2 separate regions of the Homo sapiens genome follow, and region 1 is linked to region 2. Evidence: read pairs that join two places in POLR2A ChIA-PET (ENCODE). Cell type or tissue: MCF 10A. All regions are shown on one strand. Each heading gives the region's core, and the rest is flanking DNA. Links, peaks and the distances in the headings are about the cores only. Region 1 holds the start of LOC105372542 (a long non-coding RNA gene). Region 2 overlaps KIF16B (kinesin family member 16B).

Region 1 (8,509 bases), core at 1,390-6,389, 87 kb before region 2:
TGGCCAGTATCTAGTGCTGTGAGACTGTCAGTTACAATGAAGTGGGTTAAAGTCCAGCCTGATTAATGCTTAATTATAACTATTTTATTAATATATATACTGACGATTTGCACCCCTCCCCCCCAGTTTTTTTTTTGAGACGGAGTTTTACTCTGTCTCCTAGGCTGCAGTGCAATGGTGTGATCTTGGCTGACTGCAACCTTCACCTCCTGCAACTGTTCAAGCAATTCTCCCGTCTCAGCCTCCCAAGTAGCTGGGATTACAGGCACCCACCATGACACCCAGCTAATTTTTGTATTTTTAGTAGAGATGGGGTTTCACCATGTTGGTCAGGCTGGTCTCGAACTCCTGACCTCAGGTGATCCACCCACCTCGGCCTCCCAAAGTGCTGGGATTACAGGCGTGAGCCACCGCACCCAGCTGCATCCCCATTTTTCCTATAGGTAGGACTTCTGATGTTGGAATCATAAGACTTTCTTTTGTTTTGCTTTTTTTTTTTTTTTTTTTTTGAGATGGAGTCGCAGTCTGTTGCCCAAGCTGGAGTGCAGCGGTACAATCTCGGCTCAATGCAACCTCTACCTCCCAGGTTCAAGTAATTCTTCTGTCTCAGCCTCCTGAGTAGCTGGAACTACAGGTGCCCACCACCATGCCTGGCTAACTTTTGTATTTTTTTGGTAGAGATGGGGTTTCACCATGTTGGCCAGGCTGGTCTTGAACTCCTGACCTCAAGTGATCCATGCACCTTGGCCTCCCAAAGTGTTGGGATTACAGGCATGAGCCAACACACCTGGCCTAAGGCTTTTGTTTAAGATACACAGTTCCCAGCTGCCCCCTTTTCAGTCAAATAGGAGCTGCCTCCCCAGAAGATTTTGTGCTCTTTCCCATAAGGAGCAGCCTTGCCAATGACTGACCAATATAGATGTACAAAAAACAGGTCTCCTTGTCTCCAGGTGGGACTAACTTTGTGGTACAACTCAGGCACCAGAGCTCCCTGTGGAATCAGTCTGAAGCAGGACTACAGCTGAGGCTATATCCTAGCTCAGCTTCTTCCCCAACTCCACCCTGCTTCCCTCACACCCTATTCAGAGAGTACATCTGCAGCAAGTCAAATGCACCAAAATTCCTGTACCAGGCTCAGCTTCTAGGGGGCAGCCTCTCATATAAATTTGAGTTTTCATTCCCTGGATTAGAGGGAGAAACAAAGTGTGCTGAAACAGTTAAAAAGGGCCACCAGTCAGTGCTAGCCAAAAGAGGCATGCTTCAAAAGTAGTCACAGTCAATCTTTAGAGATCAATACAGACTGTCAGATTGATGCATATTATGAGGGACACAGAATGCATTCCTGCCTTGGCCTGAGAGAGTTATTGTTCTTAGCAAGCACATGAGTCTTTGTACCATGCACCATGGACTTACTTCTCTCCTAATTATTGCTTATACTGACTTGGTTGTCCTTCTTTTGTTGTCAGCTAAGCGAACAGCTCATCCGCAGTCAATACTGTGAAAGCATTAAGTCCCCTGACTACTGCCAGAAAGGGCCAGTGTATGGGAGTGGCTTCCTAAACATTTTCCCTAATAAAAGAGCTTAGTCTCTGGGCACAGGATAGTTGGCCCATTATTCTAGACTAATTAGGTTCTGCTCCATTTACATACTCTGCTGGAAATTACAGAATCTCTGTGAGAATTCACATGACATCCATGAACTTCTAAGAGGACCTACTGAGAGGAATGTCCTTGGCTAAGAGCCTCCAGCTGCTGCAACTTCAGATCCACTGTAATGTTCACACTCAGGTGGCTGCCAGCAAATGATTAAACTCCATGAGGGTCCAAGAACCAGGCCATTTCTATCAGGACTTTCCTAATGGACAATTCTTGCTGTGAGGCTCCTCACTGTCCTGGCTGTGACTTTCTCAGAGCTGTACTGCAGTCTATAGACTCATCCTACCCAAACCTCTTTCCTTCTCTTTTTCCTTTCACAGGAGTCAGGCCTGCATCTACTCTGAAGCGTCTCCCTGCCTACTCACATTTCCTTCCCCTTTACCCTGTACAGAATTTCCTCCATTAAATCTTTTGCATTTCTCCTTCTATCTTGGCATTTGCTTCTCATAGGACCCTAGCTGACATAGTGGATCTGAATCCTGAGGTCTGATTTGTGGAGCTGTGGGAACTTGTGAGATCAATTGCAAATGAAACATTACAATGGAATCCAAGGTAGCAACACTTAGAATTATAGCACACATTTGTTACTTGGCATGGAAAAATGTTTATGATAGAGTAAATTGAGGAATTACAAAACAGTATAGTATGTATTCCAAACTTGTAAACAAGAAAGTATATATAGAAAGAGAAAAATTTTAGAAGGCTATGCATCAAAATATTGAGATTGGTTTGCTCTAGATTATAGCAGTCTTGCTTATCTTTTTTGCATGTTTACATTTTCAAAATTTTTCGTAATAAAAAATTGTTTCACTTTAAACACAGCTGAAAAGAGAATCTTTTGGCGTAAAGGAGGAGTATTTTAGGGGCTAGAGCACTTTGGGAAGATAAGGCTGCTGTAAGTTTTTCTAGAGCCTCAGGACTGCTCCATTAAGGGTCACCATATAGGTACCAGGGGCCAACGGAGGAAAAGAACTTGCAGAGGTAAGAACATAAAGACCTCAGGGAAGGCCTAAGAGAAAGTGAGTGATGAGGGGGTAGAAGGGTCCCCTCCTTTTTCAGTGCATGGATCAGTTCAATTACTATCCCCACTACCATTCTCTATCTGACTCTGATGTCATTTTGTGACCCCTTAGACCTGATTGTGTGCATGTAATATAGCTCACTCATTCATCCAACCAACATTTATTGAGCCTTACTCTTGGCTAGGCATTCTGCTAAGTTCTAAGGATTCTGGCATGTGGCAGATACTGACAGTTGCCTCCCAATACCCATTCTCCCCTTTTTCTTGTTAAAAAAAATCCTGATTTTATTTAGGCAAGCAGCACGTCTGGTTAGAAATCATGTCTTAGCGCTCACTGCAGATAGAAGAGGCCATGTGTTGCAAGCAGGAAACACTGAAGGGGGTTGGCTCAATCAGCAGACACCTTTGCCTTTCACCCTTCCCCATCTTTGGAAAGTAGATGGAACCATGAAATGAACATAAGAAACGAAGACCATACACTAAATATATGGGAGCAAAAATCAAGAAAGAATCAGTCACTAGTGGCATTATTAAACCACTAAAATGGACCTCCATATTTCTTGTTATGTGAGAAAAACAAATCTAATTTGCCGAAGCCACGGTTTTGGTGATATCTGTAACTTGAAGCTCAACAGAGTCCTAAATGGAACAAATAGAGAATGAGTCACAAGCTCTACCCTGGCCTATGTATGGGCAGACAGCCAACAAGTAAAACGTAATTACACTCTACACCCCTCTTTTTCCTACTGTTCAACTTAGAAAGAAGGCAGCCTACTGCAGTTCTGCTCCAAATTCCTCAGGCCTGCGTTTCCGCAGACTCAGGCATTTGGAAATCGCAAGCAAGATGAGTGCAATTGTTCTCAGAAGATGACTGGGACCAGCTGTTCTCAAACGGTTTGGGCTCTGGGCCCCTTTACATCCTTCAGAACTATCAAGAACTATAAAGAGCTTTTGTTTATGTGAGCTGTACAGTCCATATTTATCACAGTAGATATTAAAACTGAGGGGCTTCAACAATTTAATTTAATAATAGTAACAGATTCATTGTTATATTTTATAAAAATAACTATTTTCTGAAACCAAAAAAATCAGAAATAATCAAGAGTGACACTGTTTTACCTTATTTATTTTTAGAGAGAGGGTCTTGCTCTGTGTCCCCTAGGTTGAAGTATAGTGGCACGATCATAGCTCACTGAAGCCTCAGATGATCCTCCCACCTCAGCCTCCCAAGTAGCTGGGGCTACAGGTGCATGCTACCACGACTGGCTAATTTTAATATTTTTATTTTTGTGGAGATGGAGGTCTCGCTGTGTTGCCCAGGCTGGTCTCAAACTCATGGTCTCAGGTAAGCCTCCCTCCTCAGCCTCCCAAAGTGCTGAGATTATAGGTGTGAGCCCCCACACTCAGCCTGTTTTATATTTTTTGCAAACCTCCTTAATGTCGGGCTTGAAAGAAGACAACTGATGGTATTCTGTCATCTGCTTCTGCATTTAAAGCAGTCCAATCCTTTGCATTACATGTAGCCTCTGGAAAACTCTACCATACATAATAATACTAACATGTTAGCATCATTACGAACATTATTTCAACCTTGTGGACCCCCAAAGGGGTCTTGGAGTTCCCCAGGGGTATCCCTACTGTACTTTAGAGTTGCTGCTGTGACCAGTGCTACTCAAAGCAAGATCTCCAAACTCTTTGTCACGGGTCTGTGTTAGATAAGTTCAGAAATTGAGTAAATGTTTAGAAACTCTTACAGCAATTTGACAGTAATTTTATGTCTGTTGAATCTAACAATAACGTTAATCAATCAGGGCTTTGTTTCATGTCTTTTCTATTTTTTTATAATTTATGTTTATTATATTTTACAAAAGAATCAGTCTGCAATGGATTGAAAATGAAGGAAGAAAGAGCTTTCATCACGGTTTCTGAAGTGATGATCTATCTTGGGGATGTTCAACGTGTGGTTCTCAGCAAGTAATGTCTACGTCATCTCGGAACTGGTTAGAAATGCAAATTCTCGGGCCTCCCTCCAGATCAAAAGAATCAGAAACCCTGGAGTGAGGCCCAGCTATCCGGGTTTTAACAAGCCCCCCAGGGACTTGAATGCTCAGGAAAGTTTGAGAACCACTGGTCTAGATCTGTGTTTTTCTAACTTAAAGGTACATCACTTGGGGAGCTTCTTAAACTGAAGATTCTGATTCAGAAGATCTGGGATGGGGGTGGAGACTTTACATTTCTAATAAGCTGCCAGGGGATGTGGGCATTGACCCCATTTTAAGTAGCAATCACATGGGTAAAAGAAATCTGTTGTTGAGACAGTTGTCAGCTAAAAAGAAACAAAACCAACACTGCAGTAAAACAAACAAACAAAAGGTGTTTTCATCAGGGTCTTAAGAATTGCAATTCAGGACACACAGATCTAGCAAGCGGCTCCATCAGGCAAGGTTGGGCAGGGGCTTATAAAGGTTTACTGTAAGTTTACATACCTGGAAGGTTTTCATATAGTGCATGATTGATGATGGCTGGTTAACAGCTTAGGATGTCTTTCAGTCTTGTTTGGCCTAGCTGTCTTTCCAGGAAGCTGGTGATCAGGCCCAGTATAAACAGTACAAGTCAAATGCAGTTGGTGTTACAATTTGGCCCAGTTCAACAAGTCAGATTTCATCTGGGTGTGCACATGACTGGGATCCAACTCCTTATGCCCCGCAGATCCCATTTAGATACCTCTTACATAACCATCTCCATCTTGGATTTTATTTTCTCCACACAGTGGAGAAACAATTTCTATAGAGACAGACCAGCAAATTGGCTGCTGTATCCCGTAGAAGGCCAAGAGGCTGTTAGTGGCATTCTTTAAAGGATGTTGTCGTAATTTCTTTTTTAATTGAGGTCAAGGCAATAGAGCTTTGAGGCAGGTGCAATTTAGGGAAGGCTGCTTTCCTTCTGGCCATGGAAATGAAGTCCTAAGAAGAGAGTTCCACTCCAGGTTTCTGCCAGCCTGGGATTTCCAGCATGGCTTCCCTCTCTGCAGCACCTTGCTAGCAACTTAATTATCTGGTGCTTGAAGACTGAAGGTGACATGCTCTGGGGAAAGCAGGACAACGGTGAGTGTTGAGTGACTTTACTGAAAATATAGACAAGTAATGAAATTTTGAAGAACTGCTGCTGTGGCAGGAGCTGAAGGAAACCAGAGGCAACAGCTGCAGCTTCTCCCAGTTCCTCAGGGAAACATGCTGGGGTGGGGAGTGGGAGGGAGAGGGCTGGAGTGCATGGCACAAATGCAACCAGTCCCACTGGACTGTCAGTTGAACTTGATAAAGGCAAAACGGAAGCTGAACATCTGCAAATCTGTTTAGATTGTGATACTTTGGACCAGAGGAACAGTTATCCCCAGGAACCACCATGCAGCATCAGGCCAGTGAAGGATAAATTTGGGTAAGGACAAACCCATTCCAGCTCCTGCCTTCACCCCAGGTCTTTGTGGGCCATTGGGCAAAGCCTTTTCAAATAAAAACTTGAGAAAAATGCCTATGAATACATCTTTCACAGTTGAAAGAGAGATAATATGAGCAGCAGTCAAATTTGCCAGGCTCTGGAATCAGACTGTCTGGGTTTGAACTCAAACCCCATGATAATGAGCCGTGTGTCTTTGGCCAAGTTGCTTTTCCTCTCTGTGCTTCATCAATCAGTTGTATTTGTTCTATCCCTCTCACCAGGCTTTGAGCTAAGGATGGTGACTGCATTTCATTCATTTTTCCTTTCTGGTGGCATCTGATTGAGAAGGGCAAGGTACTTAACTCTGTCCATTTTAAGATTTGAGTTGAGAGCCACAGGCAATATGTGACATTGGGATTCTAAAGAGGGAAAGAGGAGTAGTTTGTGGTGCTTGTGGTGGTTGTGCAAGGAAGATTTTGGACAAGAGAGTCTACTGAGGCTGGGACTGCATCACCAGGAACTTTGTAAGAGGTGCTGCAGGCACAGACAGATTCAGGGGCTCAAATGATGCCTCAGTCTCCTCCCTCCATCACTAAGCCCGGCTTGTCCAGCATCAGCTCTATCTCCAGGCCAGCTCTCCTCACCGTGGTAGATGGAGCCTCCGCATGTGGAGTGGCCCGGCTGTGATCCGGCTTAACTTGAGCTTTTATGGCCACCCTTTATTACTTTGCTTCCATGAGAACACACATACCGAGTTCCACACAACTGCTTTATAAATGAGCTTTTGGAAGATAAGTATGCAGAAGCCAGATATGCCCTGTTTCCATCTGGACCAATACCCATGTATTAATCTTCCCACTTCTGGTAACATAAAAACAGCTGGCCAAAGTGTCCTCCAAGCAAAATCCATAAGAGACTCAACCTTGGCCCCAAATGGTAGTTGAGATGTTTTTATACTTTGACTACTTTGTCCTTCCTTGTGACTCCTCTGCCCTCCTCTCACTTCATCCATTCTGTAGTTCCAACCCCAACACCACCATCTTCCCTTCCTGCTCACTCCCACCAAGTCAGACAACACCCATGCTAGAAAGAAGTAGTAACGATTGCACCTGTCACTAAATGATCAGCACCTCTGCTGCCCTAACAGCTTCCCTATGACAGTCATAGCCAGGTAGACAATGGAAGCCTGAATTCACAGAAGTCAGCCGCAGGCAAGTCACTGGGGCTGACTGAGACAGAACCACACCTGAAGGATGACTTCTGGGAAGGCAGCAGCTGGGGCGGGACTGGGAGCAGAAATCAAGATTGTGATGACTTTCACAGTTTTATCTGTAAAGGTCCTTTAAGTGCAAGCCAGAGAAATACATCCCAGACCACGGAAGGGAGAAATATAATTTATTAGAGGGATTTAAGTGTCCACAAAATAGAAAAAAAATCTGACCTGTTTCAGAAAGGACAGGAATTCACATAGTCTTGAGATTCCATACAGAAGAAACCATTTTTGGTCCTTGCTTACAAGGACCAAAACTTCATTGAAGTTTCCAGAGGTTTGGTTGACCCACTCCTGAGAGCCTAGCAATACTCCATGCAAGGGTGCGAGGCTGGTTTCCCAAAGGAAAAATAAGAGGCCATTACCAAGCAGCAGGGAAAAAAATGGTTCTCCATTGCATAGGTCATATTGCAGTATTTGTGGGTTTTCTCCTTCAGACTTTGGGTTTGCCATTCTGTTCTGTTTCCCTTTTCCTCCATGAGAACTAAAGTTACTGGGTAATTCATTCAATAACAACATTTCACAGGCATTTGACTGGGTGCCCCTCTGCTGGTCACTATACACACAAAGGCACAAATAAGACATTATCATGGCCACCAAGGATCAGAAGGGGAAGATGAAACTCCTCCCTGTGCTGCGGGAGAGGCGTGTACAGAGACACTGGAGTTCAGAGGAGGCATGGCCAGGTCCACCCAGGAATAGGGGCTTGAGAAAAGCATCCAGGAAGAGGTGAGCCTGAGTTGTCTCTAGAAAGATAAGGTAGGCAGGGGTTAGGCAGGGAACCCAGGCCTGGGGCGAGTGGCTTGCAGGGTGACATTCTAGGCAGGTGGAATACTTGGAGGAAGGGCAAAGGCACAGCGGCACCAAACATCCTGGATTTTTTTGTTTTGTTTTGTTTTGTTTTTTGAGATGGAGTCTCACTCTGTCTCCCAGGCTGGAGTGCAGTGGCGTGATCTTGGCACTCTGCAACCTCCGCCTCTCGGTTCAAGTGATTCTCCTGTCTCAGCCTCCCAAGTAGCTGGGACTACAGGCGCACGCCACCATGTCCAGCTAATTTTTGTATTTTTAGTAGAGACAAAGTTTCACCTTATTGGTCAGGCTGGTCTCGAACTCCTGACCTCAGGTGA
Region 2 (8,509 bases), core at 2,115-7,114:
GCCACATGAACATGGGGTGTCCCTGAAGCAGTTCTTACTTTTGGGTCCACAATGGAATTGCCCAACTCCTGGTGGGTTGGAGTGGAAGCATTTTTCAGGCTTGGAAATGTTAAACTTGGCCCTGGGAATCTGCTGTAGTTCCCAAATGGTGTTTACTGCAAATGCTTTTTGGGTTTGTTCACAACTGATATTTATTTTGTCTCTGTTCGTCTGAGCTGGCCAAGATGTTACCCCTTAGCTGGTTTCCCCATACCTGGATTATTTTAAAGTAAATCCCAGGTAACATATCATTTGATTTGTAAATATTTCAATATGTATCTCTAAAAGGTTTTTTAAGTCATAATACTATTATCATACCTACAATATTAGCAATAATTCCTTAATATCATCAAATATCTAGTCAGTGTTAACATTTCCCTACGTAAGTTATAATTTTTTTTTTTTTTTTTTTGAGACGGAGTTTTGCTCTTGTCGTCCAGTCTGGAGTGCAATGGCACAATCTCGGCTTACTGTAACCTCCGCCTCCTGGATTCAACCGATTCTCTTGCCTCAGCCTCCCAAGTAACTGGGATTACAGGTGCCCGCCACCACACCCGGCTATTTTTTGTCTTTTTAGTAGAGGCGGGGTTTTGCCATGTTGGCCAGGCTGGTCTCGAACCCTGACTTCAGATGATCCACTTGCCTCGGCCTCCCAAATGGTTATAATTTTCAAAGTGCTTTTTCTGTTTGAATTGGGATCCAGTTGGTTGATATGTCTTTAATGTCTTTTCTAGCTTTAGATTTCCCTTTCATCGTTATATTCTTTGCAATTTGTCATAATTTGGAATATGCTGAGTCATTTACCCTGCTGCCTTTCCCACAGGCTGGATTTTACCGATTCCCCCACCTGAGAACATTGGCGTGTTCCCACTTACACTTGTCATTCCTGCTGGTTCCCTATAGGGCAGCTCTAGGTCAGAGTCAGGCCATCCCTGGGAGGGAAGGACAGGAACCCTGGGGCAGTCGCGTTGGTACTTCAGGTAGAATACACCTCGTACCTGGTTTTCTCACAGTGGCTGGCCTGGTAACCATCGGTGGTCCCTCCCTAGAGCCATTAATTCACCAGGGGTGACGAAATGATATTTTGTTATTACTTCTTTATTTTTTTAGCTGGAATATCTCTAAAGGAGAAACTTTCTTTCACAGTTGTTTGGTTACTTGAAGTATAGATAGTTTTGGAAATGCAAGATAAATGCTTGATTCTTTCTTTTAACAGTTTTCAAAATAATGAGACAGATCCTTTGATCTTTCAGAGGGGACCACTGAGTTTTTATTTTTAAGTTATGAGTTTATGTGCTTAAATATATTCTATCTATTTCAGTTGGTTTTTAGTTTCTTTGCTGTCCAGATTTCTCAACTTTGGGCAGCAGGAACTTATGCAGGTTGGTTCCTGAGTCCTTTTGACAGGGTCCTTGTATTAGTTTTCTTTTAGTGTATAACAAATTACCCCAAAACTTAGGGGCTTAAAACAATATGTATTGACCAGGCATGGTGGCTCGTGTGTGTAATCCCAGCAATTTGGGAGGTCGAGGCGGGTGGATTGCTTGAGCTCAGGAGTTTGAGACCAGCCTGAGCAACACAGCAAAACTCCATCTCTACAAAAAATACAAAAATAGGCAGGTGCAGTGGTGCGTGCCTGTAGTCAAAGCTACTTGGGAGGCTATGGCAGGATAATCGCTTGAGCCTAGGAGGTGGAGGTTGCAGTGAGCTGAGATCATGCCATTGCACTCCAGCCTGGGTGGCAGGAGCGAAACCCTGTCTCAAAAAAAACCAAACAACAACAACAAAACACAGCATGTATTATCTCAGAGTTTCTGTGGGTCAGGAATCTGGGTGGGGTTGAGCAGGGTCCTCTGACTCCGGCTCTCCCCTAGCGCTGCAGTCAGGGTGCCAGACGGCTTCCCAGTCATCTCTCATCATCATGTCCCGGTGCGGGCTTGGGGAGCGTGCCCTGCCAGGCTGTCTGGCGTGCTGCTAGCGGGCCCCTGTTTCCTGCTGGCTGGGTCTGTCCACAGGGGTCCTCACTCTGTCGTCCCTGACTTTTCACACTGCCAGGGCTCAAACAGAGAGGGCAGAAGAGAGAGCCAGCAAGACAGAAGTCACAGTCTTGAAAGCCCGCCTGGGAAGTGACAGACCATCACTTGGGTGTGTTTGTGTTGTAGTCATTAGAAGTGACTCACCAGGTCCAGCCCATAGTCAAGGGCAAGGATCGCACACGACAGGGTGTGAGTGCCGGGCAATCACTGGGAGCCGTGTTAGAAGGTGCCCGCCACAGCCCTAGTGACCTGTGTTAGTGTTCCTGCTTTATAGTGTGAAGAGATGGTTCAGTATTTGGATTGAATCACTTCTCCAAGGAACCCTGACTTATTTTAGTGGAAAATGTTATTTATAGGCTATAATTTGAGTGTAAGATTCTAGGCCTTTTCAATGGACAAAGCAAGGGAGTTGTTTGTTTTTTAAATTTTGGATGAAAGATGAAGTTTCTGCTACTCCTTCCAATTAGATTCAGGACTACAGTTTTTTCTGGGACAGAATTTCACTCTTGTTGCCCAGGTTGGAGTGAGTGCAGTGGCGTGATCTTGGCTCACTGCAACCTCTGCCTCTTGGATTCAAGTGATTCTCCTGCCTCAGCCTCCCGAGTAGCTGGGATTACAGGCATGCGCCACCATGGCCGGCTAATTTTCTATTTTTAGTAGAGATGGGGTTTCTCCGTGTTGATCAGGCTGGTCTTGAACTCCCGACCTCAGGTGATCTGCCCGCCTCTGCCTCCTGAAGTGCAGGGATTACAGGCGTGAGCCACCGTGCTCGGCCAGGACTACAGTTTTTACTTAACCTCATCAAACTTATGTTTGTATCTCATTCAGCCACTTCAAAAACCTTGGTTCTCTAGGGCACCAACATCATTACTCTTGTAATGTCCCACAGTACACAGACAGAAATCTCAGAATAATGGCACTTACATTACCACCAAAAATATGATTACTAAAAATGCTTTAAGATTTCTTTGTAGTTCTTTTTCTTTTTAGGATATATCTCATTATAGTATACAGTCAAATTCCTCTATAGAGTCGTAATTGAAATAGTTTCTCACTTTGTGGTACACAGCTAGATTCATTCGCTTCAACTTACTTCTAAATTATAGCTTGTTTTTTGAAACTCTTGTTTTATTTTTGCATAAATCATTTTTATCGTTCTAAAGATGACCTCCAGATCAAAGTATATTTGCAGAAATCTAGCTTCTATCCTTGTCCACTTCCCTTGTCTGCCCCAAATCCTTATCCTCAATTTCCCTTTTTTTCCTAGGTAGCCTTTTGAAAAATACATAGGTTTTAAAAAAGTGTTTAAATATAATTTGTATTTTTCTACATAGATTTTCTCCATCTTTTGTCTCCACTGAACAGTATATCCCAGTATATCCCAGTGGCCACGCCATAACAGATATAGGGATCTTCCTCATTCCTTGTTCAGTGGCGTCACACTCCATTGGGTAAATGTATGGTCATTTATTCTAGGGAACTGTACTCTTTAGGAGTCCTCCTGTTCTGCTGTTTTCTGAGAAATGCAGTTTCTGAACAGATGTAGAAAGAAGGTAGGAGGAGGGAACAGTGCCCTGGCTGCTTCTGGAAGCAGCACCTGCTTGTAACCACTCCAGTTTTCTCTTTGGTTTTCATCTTGGGTAGGGGGCTAAGGTCTCTTTCTCTTTGTAACAAGGTGAGGGGGGCTACTTTTTTTTGGTGAGTCTTAGCTCTTTGTGGTGTCTGTTATTTCATTTACTCTTCTTTTGGCTTACAATTGGAAATTCTTTCAGGGTTTAACAACACACTGTGTATCAGCCATAATTGTTGATGGTGGCATCATTTTGCGTATCTTCATGTTATATTAGTAAGGATTTGGGAGGAGCCGTGTCTGGGATTGCTCCTCAGATGCCATTTGAAAATAAACTCCTAACGTAAAAAGTAAATAAAACAAATGGGTTTAGTTTTGTTTTGTTTTTAATAATCTTTTCTCTTCTAACCACTACTGAATTATTTGTATTGCAGGGAAAAGGACTTGGAGGCCAAGTTCATTATTCAGATGGAGAAAAGCAAAACGACAATCACAAACTTAAAGGCAAGTCATGACCTGGCCTTGCTTAAGTTCCAAGAGCCCCATGATTGCTTTACTGTGGGGATGACTAATGAGTAAATAAAGCCTGTCTGCTGTTTCCACACCCTCCTTTCCAGTGCAGTTAGCCACGTCAGCTTGCACCTGGCTTGGGCTCAGTCTTGAAGCAGAAGAGTTGATCCCGTTTCCTTTCCCATTCCTGGCTTTATTTGATCTGGAAGCCAAATCCAAGCTGTTGCTCTGGTCCAGGAGCTCCTGAGTCTATCCCAGATTCGGGCATTTTCATCCTGTGTCCTCGTAGTAGGGACTTAGCCTGGCAATTGACTGTGTTCTGTGAACATTAAATAAGCTTTGCCCCTATATTTTTTTCCATTTTTAATGAAGAGGATCATGTTTGGTAATCCTTGAAGAAGAACTGATACTATTATTCAAAACTCAGGGAGGAAAGATTAAAAAAAACCACCAAATTTCTTTTCTGGAAAAAAAGTTAAAAAAAATTTTCAAGATGGCAAGTTTCTCCTTTGGCACTGAAAAATATCCTGTTTGTTTATTTGGTTAGGAAATTTTTAAAGGGCACTGAATGCTTTTCGCTGAGGAGGGTAACGGGGGTATAAAATTAATATTGAAGAAATCAGAGCTGGGCTTGGTGGTGCACACCTGTGGTCCTAGCTACTCGAGAGGCTGAGATGGGAGGATCACTTGAGCCCAGGAGATCAAGGCTACAGTGAGCCCTGTTTGTGCCACTGCACTCCAGCCTGGGCAACAGAGCAAGACCCCATCTCAAACAAACAAACAAAAAAACAACAACAAAAAAGAAAGAAATGAAGTACTTTATGGGTTCAATGCCTTTCTCCTTTGATATTTGTCATTAACTTTTAGGTCTGGGTTTCTGAGACATGATGCTCCATGGCCAAGTCAGATCTATCTCCTGTTCACATCTGTGGAGATTTCTATTAATTTATGGCTCAAAGGATTGGGTACTTTGAGATCCAATTTCAAAGTAGTGCGAGTTGATCTCCAATGGTAGAAGCTGGGAAATGCTCCCATCTTCCAACTGGGCAGCCTCTGGATCATTTCATTTCCTCCATTAAGGCGCTGGTGTCCTTTGCCTGAGGCATTCTCCACTGGATGCCTTTCTTCCTCTGCTTAGCACAACCCTTGTGCCTTCCAGCTCTATCTGGCCTGCACTGTGCTTCTTTCCCTTCCTTTGGCCTCTCGCATATTCTCATGTTTCTACCCAGTTGTCACTTGTCCATTCCCTGCTGGTAATTACCTTGTCTTTCCTTCATGTGTCTTTCTACGCTCACAGTGCTTTGGTAAAAGACCGCTGACTCTGGATGAGTCTCCTTTCTTTGTGCGTTATGGAATCTATTTTCCTCGATTACTCTGTTGCTTTTTGAGTTTTTTAAACATTTTATCATCTGATGTTTGAGTAACCAGAACAGATGCCTAGACTTTTAGTGTTTTCATAAGAATCATAACAATTTTTTTATAATATGTGAATCATGTGGAAAACGTGGTGCTCATTGAAGTTATTCAGCATATGTCCAATAAGCAGGCTTTGGGAGCATATGAAGATGTTAAAACATGGTTCTGAGGTGCACTTTAAGCATATAGCAAGGGGGACAAGATATATGCAAACATCCGCAATAAACTCACAATATGATGTGTCCTGGAAGAGTCTAGGCTGTCAGAGGTAGGAGAAATTACTTCTCCATGGAGTGTCCAAGGGAAGTGTCATGAAAGAGGAGACATCTGACCTAGAATTTTCAGTGAGGCCACCAAATCATACAGCTTTAGAAGGTGCCAATCTTATCATGATCTATGTGAATACCACCCTTGTAGTTGTGCAAAGCCCAACTCTGGTGGATTTAGGTGGAGGGAACAGTAAAAAATCACTGAAGGTGGAAATACAGAGTCTGGCTGGAGTGTTGGGTTCTTAGGAGTTAATAGTGATAAAAAGAAAAGGTCAGAATAGTATTCTTGGGTCATATCACAGAGAACTTGGATTGCTGCAAGGAGTTTAGTTTATATTTAAATTTTATTTATTTATTTTTTTAGAGAAGCCAGCAGGAATGAAATGGTTTTTAGTCAGGGTATAAACATGGAAATTTGGGTCAAATGGCAGTGCTCTTTACATTATCATTATTATTCTAATCATTTCTTTCTAGATACCAGAAGGAGGCACTGGGGACTCAGGAAGAGAACGGACCAAGACCTTCACCTATGACTTTTCTTTTTATTCTGCTGATACAAAAAGCCCAGATTACGTTTCACAAGAAATGGTATATGATATTTTCAAAATATTTATGTTGATTTATTTTCACATTGAGAAAAACATGCCTACCCTAAAATACTTTAAAATATCTTGCCAATTTCTTTCTGAATGTAATTTTTGTATAAAATTAGCCTTTGCTAACTTACCTTTCTGAGTGTTATGTAGGAGTATCTATTTAAGCCTGAGAAGAATTCAGTTCTCAAAAGATTGATTTTTTTTTCACCTTTGAGCATAATGATGATAATTTTTAATTTGTTTCAAAACTTGGATATGGTTCCTGTTTAGAAGGAGCTCTACATAGAAAGCATTTCTGGGGAGACATGTGTATGCTGCGAAGCACAGTAAAGAAGCCACTTAACCTTGAGTCCTATTCAGTGCGGAGATTTAGGAGGAAACTTCAAACCCAAGTCATGTGTTCCCAGGTTGTGTGGATCATTACAGGTTTTAGAGTGGATTCTAGAAAGAAAGAACGTTCATTCAGAATCTTTCTAGAGTCTAGAATGATGCTGGAATTTGTCCAAGAAATCTTGCCTGTAGGCTTTTAAGGGCTAAAATGTAGATGTGAAGTGGACAGATAATAACAGACACAAAGGTGCCCCCAAAAGCCTATCAAGACACTGATGTTGACATTTCAGGTGAGCAGAGGGACAAGTATATTTCTCGGGGTGGGGAAAAGCTGCTTATTTGAGCAGAGTGAGGTTAGAAATGGGGAGCACCAGTATAGAAGGAAAAACGCAGGCTTCATTGCTGGGCCTCTTCCTGGCTCGTTGACAGCTTCTTTAGATAACATTGCTTTAAGTCTCCATATGTTAAAACGGGGATAAGAATTCCTGTCCTGCCTGGCCTGGGTTGTAATCCATGCAATGGCATCTCGAAAAGTAGGGTATGAAAAAGTGCTTGTTTCTTTCTTTCTTTCTTTTTTAAATTATGCTTTAATTCTGGGATACATGTGCAGAATGTGCAGATTTGTTACATAGGTATACACGTGCCATGGCGGTTTGCTGCACCCATCAACCCGACATCTACATTAGGTATTTCTCCTAATGCTATCCCTCCCGTAGCTCCCTACCCCCTGACAGGCTTTGGTATGTGATGTTCCCCTCCCTGTGTCCATTTGTTCTCATTGTTCAGCTCCCATTTATGAGTGAGAACATCTGGTGTTTGGTTTTCTGTTCCTGTGTTGGTTTGCTGAGAATGATGGTTTCCAGCTTCATCCGAGTCCCTGCAAAGGACATCAACTCATCCTTTTTTATGGCTGCATAGTATTCCATGGTTTATATGTGCCACATTTTCTTTATCCAGTCTATCATTGATGGGCATTCGGGTTGGTTCCAAGTCTTTGCTATTGTGAATAGTGCTGCAATAAACATACGTGTGCATGTGTCTTTATAGTAGAATGATTTATAATCCTTTGGGTATATAACCAGTAATGGGATTGCTGGGTCAAATGGCATTTCTGGTTCTAGATCCTTGAGGAATCGCCACACTGTCTTCCACAATGGTTGAAATAATTTACACTCCCACTAACAGTGTAAAAGCGTTCCTATTTCTCCACATCCTCTCTATCATCTGTTGTTTCCTGACTTTTTAATGATCGCCATTCTAACTGGCGTGAGATGGTATCTCATTGTGGTTTTGATTTGCATTTCTCTAATGACCAGTGATGATGAGCTTTTTTTTCGTATGTTTGTTGGCTGCATAAATGTCTTCTTTTGAGAAGTGTCTGTTCATATCCTTTGCCCACTTTTTGATGGGGTTGTTTGTTTTTTTCTTGTAAATTTGTTTAAGTTCCTTGTAGATTCTGGATATTAGCCCTTTGTCAGATGGATAGATTGCAAAAATTTTCTCCTATTCTGTAAGTTGCCTGTTCACTCTGATGATAGTTTATATTGCTGGGCAGAAGCTCTTTAGTTTAATTAGATCCCATTTGTCACCTTTTGCTTTTGTTGCCATTGCTTTTGGTGTTTTAGTCGTGAAATCTTTGCCCATGCCTATGTCCTGAATGGCATTGCCTAGGTTTTCTTCTATGGTTTTTATGGTCCTAGGTCTTAGGTTTAAGTCTTTAATCCATCTTGAATTAATTTTGTA

The links. Peaks named below come from ENCODE experiments on the same cell type or tissue, not always from the same donor. Only the 100,000 strongest peaks of a DNase experiment are listed, where the experiment ranks them.
Region 1: POLR2A ChIA-PET joins it to region 2 with 10 read pairs; 2 of 35 experiments call an interaction of 5 or more read pairs at or near these places.

Annotation. Positions count from the first base shown.
Region 1 is chr20:16,610,323-16,618,831 of GRCh38, reverse strand. It overlaps LOC105372542 (a long non-coding RNA gene), which reads right to left and starts at 8,306. Exons shown (of 4, transcript XR_937286.3): 1 at 5,164-8,306. In MCF 10A, for the core only: no CTCF peak of the experiment used is centred there; a DNase peak (open chromatin) is centred at 3,401.
Region 2 is chr20:16,524,011-16,532,519 of GRCh38, reverse strand. KIF16B (kinesin family member 16B) reads left to right here. Exons shown (of 26, transcript NM_024704.5): 2 at 4,080-4,149; 3 at 6,315-6,428. Among named protein-coding and RNA genes, the nearest start is that of KIF16B, 45 kb to the left of the region's middle. In MCF 10A, for the core only: no CTCF peak of the experiment used is centred there; DNase peaks (open chromatin) are centred at 2,229 and 4,239.